5 separate regions of the Homo sapiens genome follow, and regions 1, 2, 3 and 5 are each linked to region 4. The links are chromatin loops, found by intact Hi-C in ENCODE. Cell type or tissue: endothelial cell of umbilical vein. All regions are shown on one strand. Region 1 overlaps FSIP1 (fibrous sheath interacting protein 1). Region 2 has its middle 11 kb from the start of LINC02694. Region 3 overlaps LOC105370777 (a long non-coding RNA gene). Region 4 has its middle 120 kb from the start of LINC02694. Region 5 overlaps LOC105370777 (a long non-coding RNA gene).

Evidence for each region. A loop is a pair of places that touch in the nucleus more often than their neighbours do. Peaks named below come from ENCODE experiments on the same cell type or tissue, not always from the same donor. Only the 100,000 strongest peaks of a DNase experiment are listed, where the experiment ranks them.
Region 1: a loop joins it to region 4, with 5 times the contacts of the local background. A loop is called at or near these places in 52 of 110 quality-filtered maps.
Region 2: it touches region 4 in a loop (6-fold over the local background); 16 of 110 quality-filtered maps call a loop at or near these places.
Region 3: it touches region 4 in a loop (5-fold over the local background); 5 of 110 quality-filtered maps call a loop at or near these places.
Region 5: a loop joins it to region 4, with 8 times the contacts of the local background. A loop is called at or near these places in 58 of 110 quality-filtered maps.

What each region holds. Positions count from the first base shown.
Region 1 is chr15:39,754,581-39,759,580 of GRCh38, reverse strand. The region is part of intron 5 of FSIP1 (fibrous sheath interacting protein 1); the gene reads left to right. Among named protein-coding and RNA genes, the nearest start is that of FSIP1, 26 kb to the left of the region's middle. In endothelial cell of umbilical vein, a CTCF peak has its summit at 2,489 (motif pointing right); a DNase peak (open chromatin) is centred at 2,690.
Region 2 is chr15:38,704,920-38,709,919 of GRCh38, reverse strand. No RefSeq gene overlaps it. Among named protein-coding and RNA genes, the nearest start is that of LINC02694, 11 kb to the right of the region's middle. In endothelial cell of umbilical vein, a CTCF peak has its summit at 1,919 (motif pointing left); a DNase peak (open chromatin) is centred at 1,859.
Region 3 is chr15:39,137,493-39,142,492 of GRCh38, reverse strand. The region is part of intron 1 of LOC105370777 (a long non-coding RNA gene); the gene reads left to right. Among named protein-coding and RNA genes, the nearest start is that of LINC02915, 110 kb to the left of the region's middle. In endothelial cell of umbilical vein, no CTCF peak of the experiment used is centred here; a DNase peak (open chromatin) is centred at 2,282; H3K27ac peaks cover 3,695 bases.
Region 4 is chr15:38,814,852-38,819,851 of GRCh38, reverse strand. No RefSeq gene overlaps it. Among named protein-coding and RNA genes, the nearest start is that of LINC02694, 120 kb to the right of the region's middle. RefSeq lists an enhancer at 1,597-1,746. In endothelial cell of umbilical vein, a CTCF peak has its summit at 1,989 (motif pointing left); a DNase peak (open chromatin) is centred at 1,951; H3K27ac peaks cover 979 bases.
Region 5 is chr15:38,989,339-38,994,338 of GRCh38, reverse strand. All of the region lies in intron 2 of LOC105370777 (a long non-coding RNA gene), which reads left to right. Among named protein-coding and RNA genes, the nearest start is that of LINC02915, 260 kb to the left of the region's middle. In endothelial cell of umbilical vein, a CTCF peak has its summit at 2,980 (motif pointing right); a DNase peak (open chromatin) is centred at 3,028; H3K27ac peaks cover 825 bases.

The sequences.
Region 1 (5,000 bases), 940 kb before region 4:
GGTATACTTTCAAATACATTCCTAGAAGAGAAATACTTAGTCCAGGGTTGGACTTTCACAAGATTTTTATTCACATTGACTTATTGAAATCAATTTAGACTCTTACCCACATTGTATCTGAATATTATTTTTCTATGCCAACGATGGATTTTGTAGTTATTTTTAAGCTTTGTTTATTTAAAGTGGAATCACAATAATTTGTATTTCTCTGATTATCAGGGAGGTTATAGATTTATTCTTTGGTTTAGCTAAGTTGTGAGTTACCTACTCATGTCTTAGTCTCTTTTATAAAGTGAGGTATTCTTTATTGATTTGAAAGACTTTTTTAATATTAAGGATATTAATTATTTGTCACAAACACCATAAGCATTTTTCTAACTTTTTTTTTAATTTTGTGACATTTCTTGCTCTAGTTAGTCATTTCTTTTATGTTATCATTCATTGGTACTCTGCTTTAAAAGGCCTTTTATGTCTCAAGATTGTATAAAAAATATATATTTTCCTTTCATCAGTTATAATTTAATGAAAAAATTTAAATATTAACCCACTTGAGATTTATTTTGGTATTAGATATGAGTTAGAGAGTTGATTTTGTTTTTTTCCCCCAATTTGCTAACCAGCTATTCCAAGACCCTTTATTGGATAATCTGTCATTTCCCCACTTATTTGAAATGCTAGCTTTATCGTGTAGGAACTGGGTTTATTTTCAGATTTTCTATTTTATTCCATTAAAATTTCTGTCTGTGCTGATGTTAATACCACTCTATTTTGATTATTGTGTCTTTGTAATATATTTTATTGGGGCAGTATTTTGGAATAACATGGTTTTCTCAAACCTATTTTTTTTCTGAGTTTAGCAATGACTACATTATTTTTTAAAAAAGAGATTGTAAAAGCACCTCTAAAGCTATAGCTTATGAACTGCTTTTTTATTTATTTAAATGTCTAAAGACCAGTATATGAACGTAGTCTGCTTGGAAAAGTACAACTTACTAATATATTTCATTCAATGTTTATCAGTAATTCTATACCTTCATAGAAATGAGACTATACCCCTTATTCCCCCCCCTCAAAAAAATCCATGGACAGTGTCAGGAATGAGATTCTGGATATTATAGTATCTCAATGTCTATAGTTTGGAAACCAGGAGTCAAATACTGATTTTTCTAGTGGGTAGGGCTTTTCTGAAAGACCAAACCTGCTTGTGGTTGACTCTGGAGCAAGCAATGTAAGACAGGCCACTCTGTAAGTGGATCTATGGTGGCCTTTTAACATTAAGCTTTTCGGTCACAGAGTTCACTACCCAGTGAACTTTTGGTCCTGGAAGGCAAGACATTTGTTTTCAGTTGCCCTTTTTTCAAAACCAAATCAAAACTGTCAAATATGTTTAATTTTTAAAGCTCCTGGCCCGTATATTTGACTTAAATCTATGCTCACATTGTATTTCTGGAGTTATGTGACTGCTGTAGGCCCTGTAGACACTTCCCATAATGTTAGATTAGTCCTGATGTTCTAACATGGAAATTAAGTGGACTTAATGATATGAAAGCTGGAGCTGCAAGGGGCTTGAAAGCTATGTTAAGAGAGAATCATTGTTTTAAACATGATGACATTATTAAAGCTTCAATTTTTAGATTCAGACTTCTTAGTTATTATGTATTGGCAGTGTGTGCAAAGCAGGTAAGATGCAAAAGTAGGGTCAACGTAAAAGGAAAAGGGAATACAAGATACTGTTAGGTGAACCAGATGTCTGTTGCACTTCACTCTTGCTACTGACTGTCTTAATTAGTTCACACTTGACCAGTTCACCAAAATGAAGAGGTAACATTATTGTATTACTGGCTTCTTCAGATTTAATTAGAATCTTTTTTTGATGATTGTTCTTTTACAGAAAAGCCAAATTCCTTAATGAAATTTCCTGCTTGCTGTTTACTTCATAGACATATGTTTTGGAGTCATTTATTGCCACACATATCTGTTTTTTTTAAATTCTTAAAAACAAAAAAGTAGTTAGCATTTACTTTAGGCTGCATTATTAACCTAATTATATTAATTTGTTTTTTGGACTACATAACTATTACCTTATTCTAAAAGAGGAAACTTTTGGAATAATCAGCTTAAACTTGGTATTATTAGCAGAATATTTTCACTGCAAGTATGAAAGAAATAATTAGAAACACAACAGTCCAGTTTGACCTCATGCCACGGATTTTTTGAAAGTCTCATATTCCTGGTATTTCAACATAAGCACTATCATAAGGTGGTACGAAGCTACTTTCATCTGTTCTACAATGAAATGAATTTCCCATTACTCATTAGATCTCAGCTACTGTTTTAATTAGAAATGTATAAAAATTTAAAAATTATTTTAATCAATCATATATAGCCATACATTTCTAAATAAGATATTTTTATAAGTATTATTAGGAAAACAGGAAAATTTTGCCTTTTTTTCCTGTATAATTTTTTGTTGCCAGCACAGTTTCAGGCACTTGTAAATTGTCCAGTAGGTGGCAGCATCTAGTTACAATAAGTACTTTAAAAAGCCTTAAAGCATTTAAAAAAATTTTAAAGCTCCTGGCATACATTTTTGGCTTAAACCTATAGAGTTCACATTGTATTTCTGGAGTCATGTGACTGCTCTACACCCTGCAGACACTTCTTGTAATGTTAGATTAGTCCTGATGTTCTAACATGGAAATTCAGTGGACTTAATGATGTGAAAGCTGGAGCTGCAAGGGACTTGAAAGCTATATTCAGAGAGAATCATTTTAAGCATGATCACGTTATTAAAGCCAGACCTATTTCAGCATACCTATCAATATACCCAAACCTACTTTCTTTCTTTTCATTTTTTGTCTTTAAACAAAGGGAGAAATTCTTAGGATGGATATTTTTCTTTTCTAGTCAGTTTTTCTTATCCTCTTATTTAAGAGTTAGCTTCAGGTTGGGTGGGTGGTTCATGCATGTAATCCCAGCGCTTTGGGAAGTGGAGTCAGGAGGATTGCCTGAAGCCAGGAGTTCGAGACCAACCTGGGCTACTTAGCAAGACCTTGTCTATACAAAATATTTAAAAATTAGCCAAGCATCAGGAGGCTGAGGTGGGAGGATTGCTTGAGTCCACGAGTTTGAGACTGCAGTCATGCCATTGCTCTGCAGCATTTGTGACTGTGTGAAACCCTATCTCCAAAACACAAACAAACAAACAAAAAATTAACCTTAAGGACTTTGGGCTGATGGCTGAATGGCAATTTCCAACCTGTTTTCAGCTTCCAAAACACAGAACCCATCCCAGTTGGCTTATAACATCACAAATAAGCAACAGCAAATAAATGAAGAAAATAACTGTGGTTGGATAGTGCATTTACTTTTATTTATAGGTGCTAAACACAAAAGATGCCTTGACTCCAAGAGAAAGTTGAAAACAACATTAAATTGATTTATATCACATTTGAACCTTATAATCCAGACATATTAACCTCAAGTTTACTGGGATTTTGAAGTAAACAATATTGTACTTGCTAGAGATCTCTGAAGTATTTTAAAAGTCTGTCCCATCCCATTACTGAGGGGTCACTTTTGGGTTTTTTTAGAGGCATGTTGCAAAAATCAAAACTCTTTTACATCGCCAGGAGTTTTCCCTTAGTTTCTATCATTTATCTAATGAATACAGGTAGAATTCAATATTCTTTGAGACAAATACATCTAGTGACAGGGTTGCTTTTTGATAGAGGTTATTCTTTTTGTCTTTGTCACGTTTCTCTCTTGTGTTTCTAGCTCCAAATATAGAAATGCATATAAACACAAAACATCAACATCATAACCAATTAGGCTTTTTCAAATTTGAGAATACTTTTTTCTAGGTGCCTTTTCTGTGAGACTCAGATATATGATACTTCTGCTCTTGGATGCTTGGGTTAAATACTCAAAGAAAATCTGGTAGTCTCTTTCTACTCTGATATGCAGAGGGTAGAGGGAGGAAATCACATAACTGTGCTGACTGACACAGGCAAGGATTTTGGTTTTTAATTTCTGTTGGAGTCTCAGCATTGTTTAGCAATCTCTTGCATTCTCCAAAATGGTGATTCCAAACTATTACTATGTGCTTCATCTCCCATCTTCTGCAAGACCTTCACTGTCTTGGTTGGTCTTCCTTTCCAGAGAAAATGAATCTACAGGGTAGGAATTCCTTTTACATTCATTTCTTCTGTTTCTAAGCTTCATCCTGACTGTGTTCATTCATCCTCTGCCTCTTGCCTCTAACTTTAGATGGAGGGAAGGTACTCTTATTCTCTGAGGCCAAAATCAGTAACATCCCATCCCTTTCACTGTGTTCCTGGCTGTTGGTTTGTTCGTCATTCCATTTTTTCATCTAGAGCTTCAATCTCTCTGGCTCTTTCCCTTTAACTTACCATGTTTAACTCTTCTAGTCCTAAAACAGAATCAAAAAGCCATTGAACCAATGAATAACCAACAGAACATACAAATAAGCCTTTTTCCTCATTTTTTTTTTTAATCTTACTCTAAAACAGACACCACTCAGTTTCCCTCTTCTCCTTAAAGGTCAGACTTCTTGAAAGAATAGTCCACATCTCTTGGTGCTACCTGGTCAACTTCCATTTACTTCTTAACTTTTCAGTGTCTGTATTTTCTACTGTCACGCTGTGGAAGCTGCTTCATAAGTGGTCCTCCTAAATTTGAAATCTAATGGCATACCTCCAGTTTTGATTGTACTTGACATCACTGTAGAATCTGACACAGTGACCTCTCATAGCATAGTGCAATTTTTACTGGATTTGTTATTCCCTGCTGGTTTTCTTCTTTTTCTTTCCTTCTTCCTCCTATTGTTGAAACTTATTCCTTCTTTTATATGTTTTCTCTGCTTTAGTTAATGGTTTCATCACCCACCTAGTCTCCTAAACTAGAAATTGAAGAGCCAGCCTCAGTTCCTCTGTTATTGTTCTTTTACACTTCTTCCTTGAGTTCCCCAAATGAGTATT
Region 2 (5,000 bases), 110 kb after region 4:
ATTTTGGGAGGCTGAGAAGGGTGGGTCACCTGAGGTTGAGAGTTCGAGACCAGCCTGGCCAACATGGTGAAACTCTCTCTAATAAAAATACAAAAATTAGCGAGGCGTCATGGCATATACCTGTAGTCCCAGCTACTTGGGAGGCTGAGGCAGGAGAATTGCTTGAACCCGGGAGGTGCAGTTTGCAGTGAGCCGAGATTGTGCCACTGGACTCTAGCCTGGGTGTGACAGAATGAGACTGTCGGAAAAAAACAAAAAAAAAAAAAGAAAAGAAACCCCAACAAAAAGCAAAGCAGATAATAACAGTACCTATTTCACAAGGTTTCATGAAAATCAAAAGTGATACTTGCACCATGCTTAGCACAGAGCCTGTCCCTTAGTCAATGAATGTGAACTATTATTGTGTACCAGACATTCAGCCAGCCAGCCCCAGAAACTGGGCTCAGAAAAGCATTTGCTTCTCCATCTAGAACACAAATATTTATTCTTTATATGAAAGATCCTTTTCCTGTTTCATGGGAGATTTTGCTTCCCAAGTAAACAACAATAAATCTCAAGTACACATCTGGATTGCAGCGGCTAACAGGGAATACCAATAGAAAGCATGCATGGATGGTGAAAAACCTGTTTTCCACAGTTCCTAAAATTTTGCAGCTGGTAGAGGCTCCCCAGTGGGAGAATCACCACTGAATTTTACACCTTTCCCTGATTACGTCAATAAACAAAGGTATCTTTCCATTTCTTCATAATTGTCATGAAAAAAAAAAAGCAAAACAAAAGAGAAAAATCTTAAAAGACACAAGTCATAAAGAGTCACATAAATAAAACTGAGCCAGGAACCATGAGTTCACACAACTTTATTCTTAGGAAGGTCTCTATAAACATAAATGGCTCTGCCGTTGAGGATGACATCATTAAGTGCCTTCTCTGTTAAACACTGAGGGATACTGCTGAGCCACGCAATTTTTCCACGTTACCAATAACTTTCCATGTTACCAGTAACATACTTTGCCTGTGTTACGGCACATTCCTCTTGGTGCCTGGAGTACATAGGCTTTCTCTCTTCTAACTTTACTGATCTTGCCACAGATGGTTACTGTGACCTTGGATGTCTTAGGCCCATAATCAAACCAACTGGGTTAATTGACTTAGACACTCTTAGGAATGATGCAGGGGCCCCCACCTCTGGGATAACACCACTGTATTTCTAAAACTGCTTGTGGGAAATTTACAGGGTCATGGTGGTGTTATTTACATGCAAATAGGAAAGAAAATCCATTCCAGCAGGCCACATTCTAACTACAAACACAAGAGGTTATAAATACACAAGAGGAAAACCCAACAGTCTGTTAGCATTATCTCCGAATGCCTAGGAAAGGGAGCCAACTGCTTAGCCATCACAAAAGACTTGGGCAAAATCCTGTGACCCTCGGCATCAGATATTCTCCTTATGCTAATTTTGTAGATAGCAACTTTTGCCTAACATTTTCATGATTAAGCCAAGGACGGTATAAAATATATGCATTTCTTAGAATTCCATTTATATTGTAATCACTTCTCTGTGCTGCTCTTAGGGTGGCAGGAAGCCTCAGACTGCTCTCCAATCTTCCTCAAGGGCTTTCTCTGACCTCTTTACTAAGAGCAGAAAGTTGCCAGTAAATATTCAACAAACTACACCTCCTCCAAGGTCAAGCTCTGTGTCAAGTTCAGATCTGATGGCTTTAGAGCAATGTGCAAAGTCAGTTCATCAACCTTTATCCCTAAAGTTAAATTTTTTATTTCAAATATTTTACTTAGTTTGCAAATGTGAGTTTATTAGCCTGTATCTCATCATCTTGGGTTCTCTGAAAACCACCTGCACGGCTCAATGTGGGAGAAAAGTTGATCCACAACACCATCTCCTGGTCATTCTTGGGTGTTACACTGAGCGTCAAAAGCTGAGCACTTGCTGAGAGTGACTTTCAGGCCATTAAAGTACACCAAGCCATCGCTGGTGTCAATCAACTATACCTAAAAGTGTGCATGTGGCCTTCCTAGCAACCCCCAGGATGTTGATTTGTACCAAGTATTAGATTCCACCAGTGCGGCGTAAACCCAGGTACACTAAAAGCTAGCAAGAACATGCAGATTTCAAAGGGAAATTGAAAAAATCCTTTGTAAAAATGCAAAAATACTTCTTGAATACTAAAATAAAAGTATAAATTATGGTTATAGACTATAAAAAAAAGATGGACATAAACATTAGAACAATAAAGACTGTGGATTACCAGAGAGGGAGGGAGAGACGTGGGCTGAAAAACTACCTACTAGGGACTCTAGTCACAACCTGGGTGCAATATACTCATGCAACAAATCTGCACATGTGACTCCTGTATCTAAAAAGTTGAAAAAATATTTTAAAAAACAAAAAGGGAACGTGGAAAAGTGAAATGAGGGAGGTAGAAAAATGGCAACCAAGAAGGTTTTTTTCTAATATCACTTAATATTACGTATTTTGGGTAACAATAAATGGGGACAGCTAGGCAATCAATAAGTTGTTGCTTGCAGGAAGTTGTACTAGATATGCAAAAAGGATTTATGCCAATTCCCCAAATCTCACCTTAACAATAATGTGTCATAAGCACAGAAAATTTTCTCCCATGTAGAACCAACCAAGTGTTCCCAATCGACTTTGGGATCACTACTCGGTTCTGCCCATCAAGCTATCCTTTTTCTCCCTACATGAGCAGTGAGTAACTTGAGTGAGCACAGCCTTGAAACTGAGGTCATGTAAGAGCTTAATCCAGTATCACTAATGACGAGATCTTTACCTGTCAATCATATAGTCCCTGCAACAATTGTTTCCAAAGTTGGTTCATGCAGAATCCCTTGGGGAGCTTTTTGAAAATAGATTTCCAGGCTCTTCTAGTTCTGCCACAGAATCTCTACGGCTGGAAACCAAAAAACTTCAGGGTCGGAATTCTCCCCCAGGTGATTCTAATTGCAATCAGTCTGTGGGCTCAATTGGAAGCCACTGGAAGATCACAGCTGTACCTTATTGAAAGAGGAAAACAATCAAATCCTTGCCAGTCTCTCACTGCTTACAAGAGGTGTGGCTTCAGTTCCAGGTCATCAAAGGTAAGCATTTTTTACTACAAAAGTTTGTTTACAGTTAAAATGTTCTCTTTTGGGTACATCATTGCCAAATGAAGAAATAGCCCAATTTACATAGTCAGTCCTCCATATCCATGGGTTTCACATCTGAGGATTCAGCCAACAGCAGATCAAAAATATTCCAAAAAAAATGATTAGGAACAACAATACAATATTAAAATTAAAAAATCAATATAGTGTTAACTGTTCACATAGTATTTACATTGTATTAGGTATTATAAGTAATCTAGAGATAATTTAAAATATATGGGAGGATTGTGTAGCTAGATGAAAATATGTCATTTTCTATTAGGGACTTGTACATCCTCAAATTTTTGTAACCTTGGGGCAGGCGGTATGCTGAAACCCACCCTCTAGAATACAAAGATTGCCGTATAATCCATGATTGCTTTCTTTCCAAAACCTTTCTATATGAACTATGAAAGTCAGGATCATTTTAATGTTAACTAAACTCTGAACCCAGGAAGAAATTTGTCTTGGATAATGGGGAATGGGGTGCATACCGTTACACAAAGGAGGAACCCCTTGCAGGCTCAAGAACTCTCTGGATGACTTGGGAATGTAAATTGTGGCAGTGGGCTAGCAAGTTTCTAGTGGAGAAAGACTGGAGGCTGGAAGCTTAATTAGATGCATTTGCAGCAAATCTGGATGTGAATTAATAATGCCAAAGCTAAGACGGGACTTGAAAGCATGTTTTCTTCAGGGTGACTCATTAATCTCATTTCCAGGAAAAGGATCCCTGTATAGTCCCTTAGTCGAAATTAGTCTGTCCCCACCCTTTGTCTTTTTCTCGCTCTCACATCCCTCATCAGAGTCCACATATGACATGTTAAAGCTGACTGATGCTATCCCAACTCCCAGTGCCCCCCATGCACTGGGGAACAAGTCTGCACCCTCAACCTCCCAAGCCCTGAAACACCTAGAATTGGATTTTGTCCACAATGGAAGCTCATAAACGTTAGCTGAATTCTTGAAAGAAGTTGCCGACCTGTTTGGTTAAGGAGCAAGAATGTGTTGCTACTTGGATTAAAACAAGCACTTTGTTTTAAATAACAAAAACTACGGTCCCTAATGACAGATTATACAGAGCTAGAGAGCAGCTGTTGTCACCAGTGCCTTCAAGAATCCTTTCAGCTGTGATTCCTCAGCCGTGACTGAGGGAGGACTGTGAGCCGGGTCGGTCTTCCCAGAAATACCTTCTCACCTGGTCAGGGATTACAGGATGCACGATAGCCTCTAGATTTCCCACCATCTGCCTGAAATCTTCACCACTTCACCTTCTGACTACAACAAAAGGCAGGGATGTGCATCGGTGGCAGTTCTGTGAGGGTCCCAGAAGGAAAGAAACCGATTCTAAGATAGAAAATGGAAACCATGGCCTCCTGAAAGCTAAAATGCCCTGACAGTCCAAGCAGCTCATCTGATAGGTGATCTATTCAAACTTTGTGACTTTTACTCATGCTGGTAGGAAGGACGAGAGCAGGAGGACCACCACTACACTGACGGAATACAGAAGGGGGCATAACAGATAAAGAATTTTCATTACGAGAATTTTTAGAACCAAATATACAATGTTTTGTTTGCCTGTCAATAAGAATGTTTTCATTGTAATTTACATATGTACTGCCAGTCAATTTAACAAATCATTTTCACTGTATTCCTTTTACTCCAGAATCTCTGCTAAACTGGAAGCATTTTACTTCAGTCCCGTTAATCAATCATTAAGCACCTACTCTGAGCACCTACTAATTATCATTCATGCTGGGTACCACAGCTTAAAAAAAAAAAAAAAAAAAAAAAAAAAAAAAAAAAGCAGGTAAGCTGATTCGATTCCAAAGGGCCTTTAC
Region 3 (5,000 bases), 320 kb before region 4:
CAACCTGGAGTGCAGTGGTACCATCATAGCTCACTGCATCCTTGAATTCCTGGGTTCCGGAAACTCTCCTGCCTCAGCTTCCCAAGTAGCTAGGACACAGGTACATGCCATCATGCCAGCTAACTTTTTATTTGTAGAGATGGGGGGGGTCTTGCTTTGTCTCCCAGGTTGGTCTTGAACTCCTGGGCTCAGATGCTCTTCCCACCTCAGCCTCCCAAAGAGCTGGGATTACAGGTGTGGGCCACCCCACCCAGTCCGCAGAGTTATTTTTGATACAAGAACAATGGTTTTCATTGGTAGATTTAAGTGTATAACAATTTGAGTCAATTATTTGACATCATATGGGCAAATTGTAAGTTTCTACCGATTGAGTTGGAGTTTTGCTAATGATAGCTTCAATGTGGTGTTTGTATCTTTACCACAGGAACTTAGACATTAATCCACCCTTTCCTTCATATTACCATCTCAGTGCCACTCCGCACATCCCAATTCCAACCGCTGGGTCATGGCAACCTCTAGAAGTCAGGACTAAGCATAGAATAAAACCTTGTCTCAAAGTCTTTTGTTTTCGTTTATTTGTTTTTTAAAGCAGTGCTTTGCCCTTTGGGAAGTATGTATGCGAAAGGCAGGGCAAAAACCAGCAATCCTTGCTTAAGAAGTAGGGGTATTTGCTCTGCCTCTGGTTTCCAGTGTCTGTTCTTCAGAGGCCTGGGCAGCTTCTCCTGAAGCTGAACACCATCTCCTAATGCCAACACCCAGAGCTTCTCTTTTCTCACCATAGCCAGCCCATAACATGTGAATGAGAGCAAGAGTATCCCAAATGAAAACAAATATATTCAAATCACTGCTTCAGGAGTGCACCCGAATCCTCTACTTTCTCTATACAGAGCTGGTTAAATATTACACTCTTTGAACTTCATCTGCAAAATAATGATCATCTCCTTCACATGTTTGCAGTAAAAAGTAAACAGTAAATATCTGAAAATGTAGAGCCCAGTGCCTAACTGGTAATAAGTAATCAATTCATGATCATTTCTAACTTTTCTTACTTCAGCTTCTTTTCAATTCCAATACCCCTGTGCACCCCCCGCTCTGCCCACCCACCCACACCTTGTCTGTGGCTTTCAGTGTCCTGATTGCCAGGTCAGGCTGCTGACCTTAGACAGGCTTTCCCACTCTCTCCTGCTGCGCCAGCACTTCTCAGCCCCAGCTGGAGAGGTTTTAGAACCATCTTTCCCCTCAGTGTTCTGCCAGCTTGCCCCACGACTGCCTAGTTCCATCTAGCCCCAGCCCATTTTTGTTTTATGCTTGTGGCTATTGGTAGCAAAAAATCAGTGGCTACACTAGCTGGAGACTGTCAAGGCCAGCTCGAGGAACCAAGAGCAGACTGGGATCTGGAGAGTACATGTGAGTGTGTATGTGTGATGTGTGATGTGTGTGTGTGTGTGTGTGTGTATGTGTGAAAGAGAAGTTGGGTGAGAGTGAAGGTGTGCAAGCAAATGTGACTAAAAGTATTATACAATGTGTTAGTAAGAAGTTTGAATGTAGTAATACATAAGGCAGAGGATGAACAGGTGTGAATGATACAGAAGAAGGGACATAAAGAGAAGCCAGTGGGATATGTCATCGAATTAAGTTGAAAAAAGGAGAAAAATGTTTGTAGGAATGTAGTGGGGAAGGAAAAAATAGTATTAAAATATATGGAGTTATATGTGAAAACACGTATGTGTGTGTGTATGTATATATGTGTAAATTTTATAAAATTAAGTCATGAAAAATAGATTGCTTGTTCCGAAGCTTAGTAAGTTAGGGGTCAATTCAGGAAAAATCCGTACTGTTATATATGCAACTCTCCTTTTCTAGGGGATAAATGTAGCCCCAGTTAAACAATCTATATATAGAAAAGACCAGCACCCTTAAGAGAGGAAGGCTTGATTCATGAGTAACGATGGCCAGTGTCCATTCCAGGAAAGCCAGCATCTGCTCTTAACCACAATCCCTTAAGGCTGGATGCCATAGCCATATATGGAGTGCTATAGGGAAAGGAAGGGAGTCTCTTTCTGGAGTCCCCACAGATGCTGTAAGTGGCATCCAGCCTATCTTCAAGTCAGCTCAAATTCAGAGGAAAGGGGTTCTGTTTTGATAGGGACCAACTAGACCCAACAGAAGGAAACAGACACATGAGCACAGGCCAACTTGCTGAAGGAACATTGCTTGGTTTCCTTTTTCTGTAGAAAGGAGCCAGTGTTCTGTGGTGTGCTGCCTTCTGTGTCTCAGAAGGTATGTTGTTTTCTGATCCTAACTCTGTTATCATCCTGTTTGCACTTGGTGACTCACAACAGATGCTCTGGCTTTCCCACAGCTGTGCTCTTATCACTGCAGGGCGAGCAGAGCAGCAGTCACATCTGCGTGGTCCTGACCTTACCCTCCTGGGGCTGCTCCTATGCCAGCCATTCCCAGTTTAGAGGGGCTGTAATAGCGTTTCCATGGTACTGAAGACAATTCACAGGAAAATAGTTTATTTGAATAGCAAATGCTTTGACCAGGTTCTGGACTGTGGAAAGCCCCTAGTACAGTGACAACATTAACCACACAAACAACAAGTATTAGTACTATTACTATTACATTATTATTACTATACAGGGAAATGAACCAACACCACCATGAATCAAACATTTTCCTGGAATTTTAGCATCTGATTTGGAAACATATTTCTTATTAGTTGACAAAAGACAAAAGGAAACTTCAGTAATATCTCTATAGCCTTATAAAAAATGAATGCAGAAATATGTTTGAATGTCCTGCTATCCAATTTTCCTCATGGTATGCAACAACGCCACTGTGGCAAATATTAGAGGAGAGAAAGCAGAAAGTAGCTCCAAGGCAAATTCCAGCCAAGGGCCATTTTATCATATCTTTTTCTCTGTGTCACTTTGGGTTTTGGGAAATCTTTTTTTTTTTTTTTTGATTTTTTTTTTTAATTATACTTTAAGTTTTAGGGTACAAGTTGTATATCCAAAAGAGATTTTGAAGGGTTAACAGTGTCATTGATTAATCACCCTTAATGTTCAGTTGTCTCACAATCCCAAGGCATTATGAAACCTCTTGTAAGTAAATAAATTGTCATTTTATTTTAATGGTTTTGAGACAATTGTAGACTCACAAGCTATTGTAAGAAATAATATAAAGAATTTCCACATTCCCTTTACCTAGTTTGCCCCAACTCGCAAAAGTTCTGTGCAAAACCACAATTAAATATCAACCAGGATATTGGCATTGACACAACCCATTGATCTTATCTAGATATTCAGACTTCCCTAGCTTACCTATACTCATACTCATTTGTATATTTACTCCTATGTAATTCTATCACATGCATAGGTTTGTGTCTCTATCACTTGAGTCAAGATACAGGACAGTTCCTTTACCAGAAGGATCTCTTTTACATTGCTCAAATCAAAAGAACATTTCTCATTGAGTGGTACAAGGGAATACCTGTAATTGAGGAATTAAAAAAGAGTGAGGAAAAAACTCACACCTTGACCTTGTAAATCAGTGATTATTATGCTTAGGTAGAACATTTAATCAAACAGTTCTTTTTCTTCACCTTTAATTCACTTAGCAATCATTTTGGAGGGAGTGTGCTAGACATTAAAAAAAATTATTAACACACATGGTTCTGGCCAGGCATGGTGGTTCATGCATATAATCCAGCACTTTGGGAGGCCAAGGTGGAAAGATCCCTTGAGTCTCAGAATTTGAGACCAGCCTTGGCAACATAGTGAGGCCCCCATCTCTACAGAAAATAAAAAAAAATTAGCTGGGCATGATGACACACACCTGTAGTCCCAGTTACTTGGGAAGCTGAGGTGGGAAGGACTGCTTGAGCACAGGAGTTTGAGGCTGCAGTGAGCCACGATTGCACTACTGCACTTCAGCCTGGGCAACAGAGTGAGACCTTGTCTTAAAAGTAAATAAGTAAAGACACGTGGTCCTTCAAAGAGAGAGGTATAAACAACCAATGGTATTTTGATAAATACTTTAATGGAAGAATGTACAAAGAACCAGGAGAAACAATATTCATTTGACTAACATTTGTAGTCAACTAACACCAGTAGAAACAATAGTCAGTCAACTAACATTTGTAAAAAGTTGGGACAGATTTATCCTAGCACATTGCTTTTCTGGCAGGGACGATGTTCCTTTCGCTCTCTACACAATTCTTATCAAATCTCAATGGAGACCAAACACACACAGAGGAATGTAAAAAGCTGGAAAAAGGTCACGAATATACCCCCAAACCTCTTTGGATTGAAATGATTTTCAAAGGGTGAAGACTATGAAATTGTTCAGCAAGGACCCCACTAATAAGTCTGTCACACTTAGGGAATTTTTGCATTTTTATCTCCAGCACTTTCATAAACCTATCAAATTAGTCAGAACACACATGGTTAGATACCATTGAATTAAAAGAATGAATGCTGCTTTTGCCTTGTCTTGAGGAAGTTTTCAATGTTTACGCTAAAAATTAGTGAAACCCAAATTATCTGGTATATATCTGAAAAATCTGACGTTCATGTTCCAGAGATAACAGTGTTTATGTGTGTTTGTTTCTTCCTTCAAAACTGTACTAATAACATCTATTTGTGGGAGAGGGGGCTTCTTAGCTGTATAGAAGTAACATAAACATGGTGCTGTACAGACTAAGTGGAGAGTTGGGATATTCAAATCAACCAGTTAAACAACAGTAAATGCAGTAAGTCATGAAGAGAGAGAGAAATGTGCATGGCTTATGATATGGGTGAATGAAGGTAGGACTTGAATCCAGCCCAGGTGTTGGATAGTGAGAGAGCAGGGAGGAAGTATGTCCCTTGAGAGATAAATTACATAAGCAGGTTAGAAAATGAGAATTATATTCAAGAACAGTGAGAGTCCAGGTCAGTTGAGAGTGTGGAACTCAAATCAGGAATCATGAGATTGGTGGGCTCTAGGATCTGATG
Region 4 (5,000 bases):
CTGTGGAACTAATGTGCTCTTGCTAGTTTCTAAATGATGTTTTTCTCCTCCCAGTAAAATCAAGAACTGCCAATAAGGTGCAGGCCAGTTGCTGGGCCCGCTCTCTCTCACACATACCATATACACAAATAGGAAGATGGTCTCCGTGGCTATAATTTCCTGGCCAGCAAGTGTCTTGGGTTTCACTTCAGTGGTTAATGATGTGTCCACCCGGGCGCCTTGGCATGGGGCATTTCCAACCTTCAATTAAAGGACTATCATTTACTCTATATATTAACATCCAGAACAATAAACACAGTGGAACACAGTCATTAGAGGCAGCCATAATCCATGGCCTGCTGTGTACTGATGTCAACCCTGCTGCGTTTGACATCTGAAATAATCCCAAAGAAAGCACTGCATTTTCAAAGCCGGGACTACGTTAAGGATATCCACCCCTGGCTGCATTCCATCTTTCCACCTCCATCTTCCAATCTATCAACATCTTGGTTCAATCTCAGAGTTAAAAACCCCTTGTCTTTCACAGAAAGACATCCAGGCTAACCTTCTCTTTTGCTGGGAAGAATGCCACCAGTTTTCAGTTGACTGAACCTAGTGGGCCTTCACTGTAATAATAAAACCAATCCTGGATAAATCGTAATTCCTAATCTAAAGGATGTCAGAATGAAGTCGGATTGAAGACATACCACCGACACAAAACAAACAACCCTGAGCATGGGGTGCGCAAAGAAAGCAGAGAGATACAGAAAACCAGCAAAAGAAAAGTTGTCTCAAACTTAGCCGAAATGTGGAGCCACATGAAAAGTGCAGTAATTCTTCCTTCACCTCAGGGCTCATGTCTGTTGCATCTTTTCAACACAGCACAATTGTGATTTCTAGGGGTCCAGCTACCTAGATTTTTTGAGCTGAACTCTTTCTTCAAGGGGATGCAAAATTAAAACAATTCAAAACCTCCTCTGCCAGGGAGTGGGGGTGGCAGGAAAGGGGAATCTCGGGGTGTTTATTGTACACTGACAGGTTGAACAGGAGAGAGGTACTTGGGTCACTGAGGCGATGGAAAGATGCTGTACAGTTAGATGGGAAGCAAGAACACAAAGAAAGCCTTTTCAGCAGACCAGGGGACTGCAGGGCCCAACAACCTCTAAGACTGGGATAAAAGCAGGCTTTATTCATTCAGGAGACTGCAGCAACTGCCTACTGCCTGACTGGTAAATCTCATCCCAGCACCGTCCCTGAGAGGGGGTCTAATCTGATTGGTTGTCCCATTTAATCTGCGGCATCCCGATTGGGAGGTGCTGTTAGACTTGCCCACTTCACAGGCAGGGGCCACCTCCACGGAGCCCGTAGAGGCTGCCTGCAGCTGAGCCACCAATGCCCGGCCTGTTGGGTGGCAGCGGAGCCAGCAAATTACCAGACACAGCACAAGGAAACGCCATGCACCAGAGCAGCATTCCTCAGAAGGAGACTTGGGAACACAGCAGGCAGGCAGATGCCCTGTGTGCCTGTGTGTATATATCTTTAAAATCAAATGGAAGTGACACTACTCTTCTGAGTTACCTATGCCATTATTCCTCTTCACCAATTGTTTTTCATTTTGCCTTTTTTTCTTTGGATAAAGTTTTATGCACCATGCTTGGGTTGCAGAAGCAGATCCAAAGAAGTCTCAGCACACCACCCGATTCTCTGAGCACAGGCTCTGGGGACTTTTTGGAAATGACTGTGCCTCAATGCAGAGAGAGGGTTTTTCCAAGTTACCAAGTGCACTTTCTGTTCTTAACACCCAGGGGGGCGTGGAGAAAGTGAGAGGATCTGTGGTGGCTTCCTGGGCGTGCCCATGGAAAGTGCTTACTCTTCTTTGCACACCTCACACCTGGGTCCCTGGTCCACTCACAAACCTGGTAGATTCACTCTTTCGAACCATTCTGGCCGGCTGTACCTGTGGGCTTTCACTGTGCGTGGCCGCCCCCTGCTGGAACAGCCTGGAACTGACCGCCAGTGACACCTAGGGCCGACACCTGGCCAGCGCAGGGAGGTGTGAGAGAACAGATTGTCAAGTTCATTCCATGGCATTCATTCCAGAGGGAGCCACTAAACTGGCCTTGACACACAGGAATCTGTTTAATAATCCTGTGGAGACCTAAAGTCTACAAATCCCTATGGTAACTCCTCTGAGAGTTTAATCACCCTCTCTCAGAAATATTTTCCCTATTTGTGATCTGAACGATGTTTCTGTTTAATTTCCAACTGATCTGATTTAATCAGGGATGAAAAGCAGCTGCTGTCATTTCTCTGGGCAAAAGCCCTTTATAGGCCTGGAGAAAGATTAACGAATGTGCCTCACTTCCCAGGAAAAGTCCTAAGCTTTACTTTCCTTTAATATGACTTTATTTAGCCTATTTTTAAATGCGTTATCTCTGTGGCTCTCTTCTGAATGCTCTCATCTTCTCCACATTTCTCCTTACTTAGGGACATGATGCCCCTAGTGAGAATCTGGCTGAAGCCAAGTATGATGCTGATACTCTCATGTGTACCCCTCTAGATGACCACTTTTTTGGCAAATATTTTTTAAGCACCTACTATGCGTGAGGCACACAGGTAAGGTCCCTGTGGGTTATAGATGGACTCATGGACTTTCCAAAAAGCAGGAGAAGCTAGTCCTAGAATGCCTGCACACAGATCACTCTAATTGTGTATAAGATAGGAGGAGGCAACAGTGTAACTGGAGACCAGCAAACAGGGAGAATGCTTTCAGCCAGTGTGTATGGAAGGTTTCATGGAGATGTGGGAACTGAACTGGTCTTTGAAGGATATGTAGAATTCGGCTGGACCAGAGAAGGGGAAACAGCATTCCATGCAGAGAGGACAGCCTGAGGAAAGCTCCAGAGGCAGAGGACACAGGGCATAGATCTGATGAGCTGGAAGTGGTTGCATTTGAGTAAGTCAACAGGGACTACAGAAAACATCCACTGGGCCAGGTTGTGGAGGCCTTCCCTATAATGGGAAGGCAATAAAGAATCCAGAGGCTGCCTTCACTTCTTAGAACTCCTGTTTGATTTTATTAACTTGAAGATAGCTTGTTTTTCACCATGCTGATCCTAAATCATTCTCAGCTGTTCTTAGCGTCACTATGTCCCCATCTAGTATTGGCTCTTGATTTTGATTCGTTTGCTCCAAGTCCCTGTTTGGGTATTACTCTGTTGTTTCTCGATTTCCGAGAAATCTGTCTTGCCCTGGCTTATGCACTCCCACTTTCTTAACCCAACCTTTGGTAAGATCGGTTGCAGCTGACCAGCTCTGTCATCTCATTTCTTTCCCTGAAGCAGTGGGTCTTTGATACTCCCTCGTTCCCTTTAGGAGACTTCGAAAGGCAGGACACCTGCAAGTGACACGCTGGGCAAGTTGCCTGCCCATTGTGGCCTTAGTGTTCTCATTTCTTAAAAGAGAAGGGAGGCACCTCTTTGACCTCTACAAGCATTTCTGAAGCTTACGCTCCATAAGGCAATAACCTCAACTATTTCTGTCCACAGGCCATACCCCCAGCAGCCATTTCCATGGAATAGTTTCATCTTTCCTGGAAGAATGTGCCGATGAAATTGACTGAAAATGGACTTTGAAACAAATTGGACCTGCTGGAAAGTCAACCAGCTTTGAGGTATTTATTTCCAACTGGGATGAGAATAGAGGAAAAGATGAGAACAGGCCCAGCTTGCCTTCTTGCCAAAGGGCCTCTCCCCAGGAGATACTTTCAAAGACAAGATGATGGATTAGAAAGCACGGAAAGAAGCTACAGGTGGCACGCAGCACTCTGCTCCCTTCTTGAATCTGCCAGACGCTCCCTGTCCTTCACGTCTTTTGGTCATCAGGCTGGCCCTGCTTGATTGACTCTGCCATCAGAAGCAAGACTTTCCTTCCAGCATGGTTCTCTCTAGATCCAGGTACTTTGCAGGACCCAATTTACCCATATCCACAGGGGACATGTCTCACACATGGCTGCCTCATGCCACTTACCACCCTGACGCTCAGTCTTCTCTCTGGTAGTAATCGCCTTTACCATATGTTTGGCAGGAGTGTAAGATAAAAAGTGCTAACACCCAGCAAGTTACTAAACTGTCAGCCTCAATTTCCTGTCAGGCACTAGAATTAATAAGAGCCCATACATCATGAAGAATCTAGAGGATCCTGAAGATAACCGGAGGAGGACAGAACTAGGGCACGGAGTGCAAGGTCATGGAGAATAACTCTACTTTCTGCATACTTCTAAACTGCTTTTATTATTATTGGTATGTTTCCGTAGAGTGACTCCACATTCGTTATTTTAATTCTTATGATAGCCTTGTAAACTTACATGTTATAATCCCATTTTGTAGACGAGGAAACTAAGGTTTTGATGTTCTTTTCCCTTACGGTGAGTGAACTTGACAACTATTCTCATACATTTCTTGGACTGAAGGGCAGAAAATATGAGCTGTTGAGACAGAGTCTAATGATAGAAGATTTGAAATGTTTCCAACACAAAGAAATGGTAAATGTTCAAGGGGATGGAAACCTTAAACACCCTGATTTCACCATTACACATGTATGCATGTATCAAAATATCACACGTACCCCATAAATATGTAAAATTATTATGTAACAATAAATTTTTTTAAGAAATAACAGGGAAAACAATGTGCACTATTGTTGTCCTGGATCCTCAAAGTTTTGAAAATCTGCAGCTACTTAACAATAACAGCCTCAGGCTTCTCAGGGAGAAAAATTTCCATTTCCAGCCCCAAGACTTCACCACAAGTGTGGCTTCAGAAGATGTTGTGAACTGGGAAAGGCCAGAAACCAGAGAGTGGGAAAAAGTGATAGCAGCCATAGAATCAAGAAAGGACCCTGCAGAGGGTGACAGCTTTCATCTGAATTGGCCATTTCTACTCACTTCCAAAGAAAGGGAATAAAAAATGCACTGATGAGACCAACCTGGCTCAAACATCAAGGAAGTCTCAAAAATGCTA
Region 5 (5,000 bases), 170 kb before region 4:
CAGGATTGGTACCTTCTTCCTATTCCTATGGTGTACATATGAAATGCTTTGAGGGGTGACAGGGGTTCCAAAGGAATGGCACATGGAAGCCCGGAGGGCATCACCAGGAGGAGCAGTTTTCAGAGCACAACTAAAGATGCTCAGACAGCAAGAGGCAGTAACATTGACAGGGCTCTTACAGTGTTCTGGACACTGTTGTAATCCTTGTGCATGCTTTAACACTGTTAATCCACACAACAGCCCTGTGAGAGGGGTATTGTTTTATGCAAGAGGAAACTGAGGCACAGAGAAGCTGGGGAATTTTCCCACGCAGCTAGAAAGTGTCGATTTCATGCTTGGTTCATTTGGCCACAGAAGCTGTCCTCTTAACCAGTATATTATGTGACCTCATCAAATGAACATACCCACTCTAAATAGACCACAGGGTTTAGACAAAGACCATTTACATAGCAATCATCTTGTTTGGAGGGCTAAGAACTCTTTCTCTATTTTCAGAGCAGTACTTAAGCCCCTAAATTTCAAGGCAGCTCTGGAAACGAAGGGCCAAGCTGTGAACTGTGACTGAGATTGGATTTCTTGCTTCTCTGGCAAATGGGGGCCTTAAATCAAATAGAACAAGTTCTCTGCTTCTCTGCCATAAAGGAGGCCCCAGTCCAGAGGGCTCTGAGATAGGTAAATAAGCAAATCCAATCTCATCTAAAGGTGCTGCCAAAGGCGTCCCCTAGGGACCTCTCACTTGTCTGACACCACCTTTGAGAGAGGTTTCTGCTCTCTAAAAGTCTGTAGTTAGAAAGCAAAGGTTCCAGCTGCTGATGGAGTGCTCAGCCTCTCCAGCCCCACATCTATGACAACATTTGGCTCGCCAGCCAGCCCTGCCCTCCTGCTCAGTTCTTTCTGTTCCACGGACCTGGGAAGGACTTTTCTCGGTTGGTGAGCATGTCTTCATCAGAAAGTCTTCGCAACTCTGACAAGATAAAAGGCATGAACCAAAGAAGAACATGATAGGGAGAGCAATTCAAGTAACATGCAGAGAGGTCCCAGGCAGGCAGAAACACAGGGAAAGGGATGGGTATCCTCAGTGGTAAAACTGGCAGCCATGGCCAAGGTTCATGTCCTTTCCTCTCTTACTGTTTGATTATTAGAGTTTTGCTCTTTCTCAAATGACACTCATGGCTCAGGCCAGCCCACCAACACACTAGTGCTCAGTGAAGCTTCAAGGAAGGCTATTGGGTGCTGAGTTCTTTCATCAGTCTCTAGGCTTTCACTCTCAGTAGTAATTGACTTCTCAAGTTCTATCTGCCTTCAAAGACGAGAAAAAAAGCACTAACTCAGCCCGGTCCCTTTCCCATTTTTCATAAGACACTGAAAGAACCACCATAATTTTTTATATACATAGATTAGATTTACTTTAAAATGGGCATGACTTATCATGGTGAGTGTTTCACAAGTATGTTGGAAACGTATTTAAGGCAGGGAAACTTAAGCCTTTCCACAGTTACTTACATGCCCTGTGAAAAGACAAAGTGTAAATGCCTCAGCTGTCAGCTTAGCGTGATATAAATATATTTTGAGTTATTGTGAAATTGACCTCTCTCTCTGAAGGACGCTTGGGAGTTTTGCCCTTTGGAATCTCATTGGTCCCCCTGAGTTTCTTTTTTGTCTTGCTTACTGCCTGTGAGCCTGCTGTAGGCCTTCAGTAGAAAAGGATGCTTTTGAGTCTATGTGCTCATGCAGTATGTCATTTTGAAGAAAGTCAGCTGCAGTCATAACTGCATTCGCTAAATTGATAAATTCTTTGTGTGAGCTTTGTTCCTTTCCATACAATTCTTTCAGAGGCTCTCTCACCTGTCAGAGATTCTGGAGAGAAAGCTATGAATTCAAGAAATCTGTTTAAAAATATGTCCATTAAGAAAACTCCTCTTTGAAAGCTGAGTCTTCTAAAAACTCTTACTATCGCTTGCTAAAATTAGTTTAATGCAAATACATTGTATAATTGAGTTTAATAGTGAGACTAAGTAGAGAATATTTGCCTAAAATGGCCAAAAATGGCTAGGAGAAGTTTATTCCTATATTACCTATTCTTTGCCTCCTTTTTTGCTTTTTTTCCTCATCTTTTGGCCAAATAAATAAAGTACTGGAGAACCATCCATTCAAGTCCGCTTTGCCAGAATATTTTTCTGGAATTTTCCCTTCCATTCCACAATCCTACTAAGAAAAATTTCATATTAGTGAGCAAATATTTCCCTCCTAAACTGAAATTCTGTTATTTTAGTTCCCACTTGCCAAAGGCAGCGTGATTTGAACATTCCTCTTCACTTAATATCAATCCCCATCAGATAATCATTAAATGAACAGAGGCTGCAGGTTAGAAGGAATGCTAACAATGCAGATAAAGTCCTCATAACTGGCAGCTATGAATTAATTCAGCCAGATCACAGCCCAAGAGGGAGACTGTCAAAAGGAGCAGAGGGGGCTGGGAGAGTTGGCTTTAGTGCCTATAACTTACAGCACCTTCCCCTAGGCCAAGCAGCCTGGCATTTCATATCTAAAGTCATCACAGGAATGAGATGAATTCCATTGTCCTATCTGGCGACTGCTCACCATGGCAAGTCAACCCTCTGTGACTGTTAGAAAGGGAAACAGTCATGTATTTTCACCCACAGGAATGAATTAAAGTGACTGACTGTGAGGGAGCAACTGACCCAACTAGGGGACATTAGGCAAAAGGTCAGTTGACCTCTGGAGCCATTCCATTTCTGGTTTAAGGCCTTGAGAGAATACATGAACAGAGCCTTGGGGAACCAGAGTTCTAATCTTACCCCCTGCTCCTCCTTTCATCTCTCTGAATAGCCTGCTTGTTGATTGGAACTTACCTTCACCATCAGCAAGAACTGACTATTTTGAATTTCTGAGCTCCATGGCCAAGCTCCGCTCGCTTTGGGTTGCTTTGTGTCCTCAACTAACCATTTCAGGCAGGGAAATGTTAGTGTATTCCTGAGTTTCACCAGTAGATGGAAGCATTTTTGACCGTGTGACACTTTTGGCTTCCTAGTCCTAGGAAAAAAAACAATCTTGGATTTCTAGGAAGAGCTGCGAAGCTGAGGCACCAGACCCTTTGTCTGACACAGTGCCTTTTCTGTGTATAAAATACCTTTCCATATTTAAAAAGTGTGAATATTTTGAGAAGAATCAGAAAAGAAGAAATTAGGAAATGGTCAGAGTTTACTTTCAATAGCAACAACTACCTATGTCTCTTAAATCTCTCACACTATTAATTAAGCAATGTAAAATGAAGATCATGATTTATAACAACTTCTAGTTTAGAACAGATATAGTTCTATAGTTCTCCTTAAAGCCCAAAGTATCTTATAAACAAAACACTCCATCCTTAACCAAAGGCCAATGGGAGGAAATAGTTTGACATATGTACTCTGCTCAGCTGGCTGCTGGATTCTAGAGCAAATAATCTTATCATTGAGACCTTATTATAAAATTTCCTTGACCTATGTGTCCTAAGGTTGGTAGGTTTTATTTAGAAACCATAGAATATACTTAACAGAAATGTCAAGGAGATTGTAGGTTATTGCTAATCATTGGCAGTAATTTAAATATAGAGCAATTATGTGTCTTGACATAGTTGATAACTAGATTTTGAAACTGAAATATATTCACTTTCTCACTCTGTACCTCCTAAAGCTGAAACCCAAGGCATGTTCAAATAAAGCTTTGAATAACTTTTCTGCCACTGAAAGAAATTACATCTATAGCCTACGGTTTGAATCATATCAGAAGGAAGACTTGCAGCCCTTGGTGGTATTATATGTCTTATACTAGGGCATTCTTCAGCAAAAGCTCCAGTATTCTGTGATAGCTAGGGGTATCCCAGGGGCACTTTAGGGTATCTGCATATGGATCAACCTAGAAACTTTGCTGATATACTCTTCTAAATATGTTCTCTTCAGAGTAGAGGGGCTAGATAGATAGGTCATCTACATATATATAGTTTCTATATTAACATATAGATATGTGTGTATATATATATGTGTGTATGTGTGTTCATAAAAACACCGAGAATGAAAGGCCACATAACCACACAAGAGAGAATGCATCAAGCCAATGTGGATTTACTCATTTAATTCTGTAATCCTAGAGCTAGCCCTAGCTAGTGCTGACCTTGAAATAGAGAGTATTATGACAAATAAGAGAAGGTACAGTATAGTATTTCCATCCCACCACTTATTTTCTTCTCCAGATACTACTGACATAAGTCCTTTATTTCAGAGACAAGTTTCTTAAAGGAGTTGTCCGTCTCTATTTCTATTTCCTCACTTCCTACTCTTTCTTCAACCTACAGAAATCTAATATTTCCCCTTAACACCCTGACATTTCTTACACAAAGGTGATCAGTGACTTAGACATCCTTAATCTAATGGAAACTGCATTGATTATTTTGACTGCCTAGCAGCATTGAACATTATTCCTTCTTTGTCAAAACAATCTATTCAATTGCTTCTATAGCACACTCTCCTCTGGCATGAGCTTCCTCCATGCCATTTCCCCAGAACTACACTGTTGGCCTTCTACTCTTCTCACTTTATAGTCTCTCCCCAGCCCATTTTGTCCACTTACTACCTATATACTGATTTTTAATCTATGCCTATACCTCAAACTCAGATATGTCTCCTATACATAGACAGGTACTTAAGAATACATACTACAGTGTTTTTCAAACTGCAGATCCCAACCCATTAGTGAATTTGAAAGCCATTTTGTGAGTAGAGATAAGCATTTAAAAGTGAAATATGGTAGGGAATAGCATAGCATAGCATAGCATAGCATAGCATAGCATAGCATAGCATAGCATAGCATAGCATAGCATAGCATAGCATAGCATAGGAAATATCCAGTGACTCACATGTAGGTAGAATTATGAAACTTTTTTTTATTTGTGTGGAAGTATGGGATTGTGATGTTTTTTACTCTGGATCATGGTCAAAAAC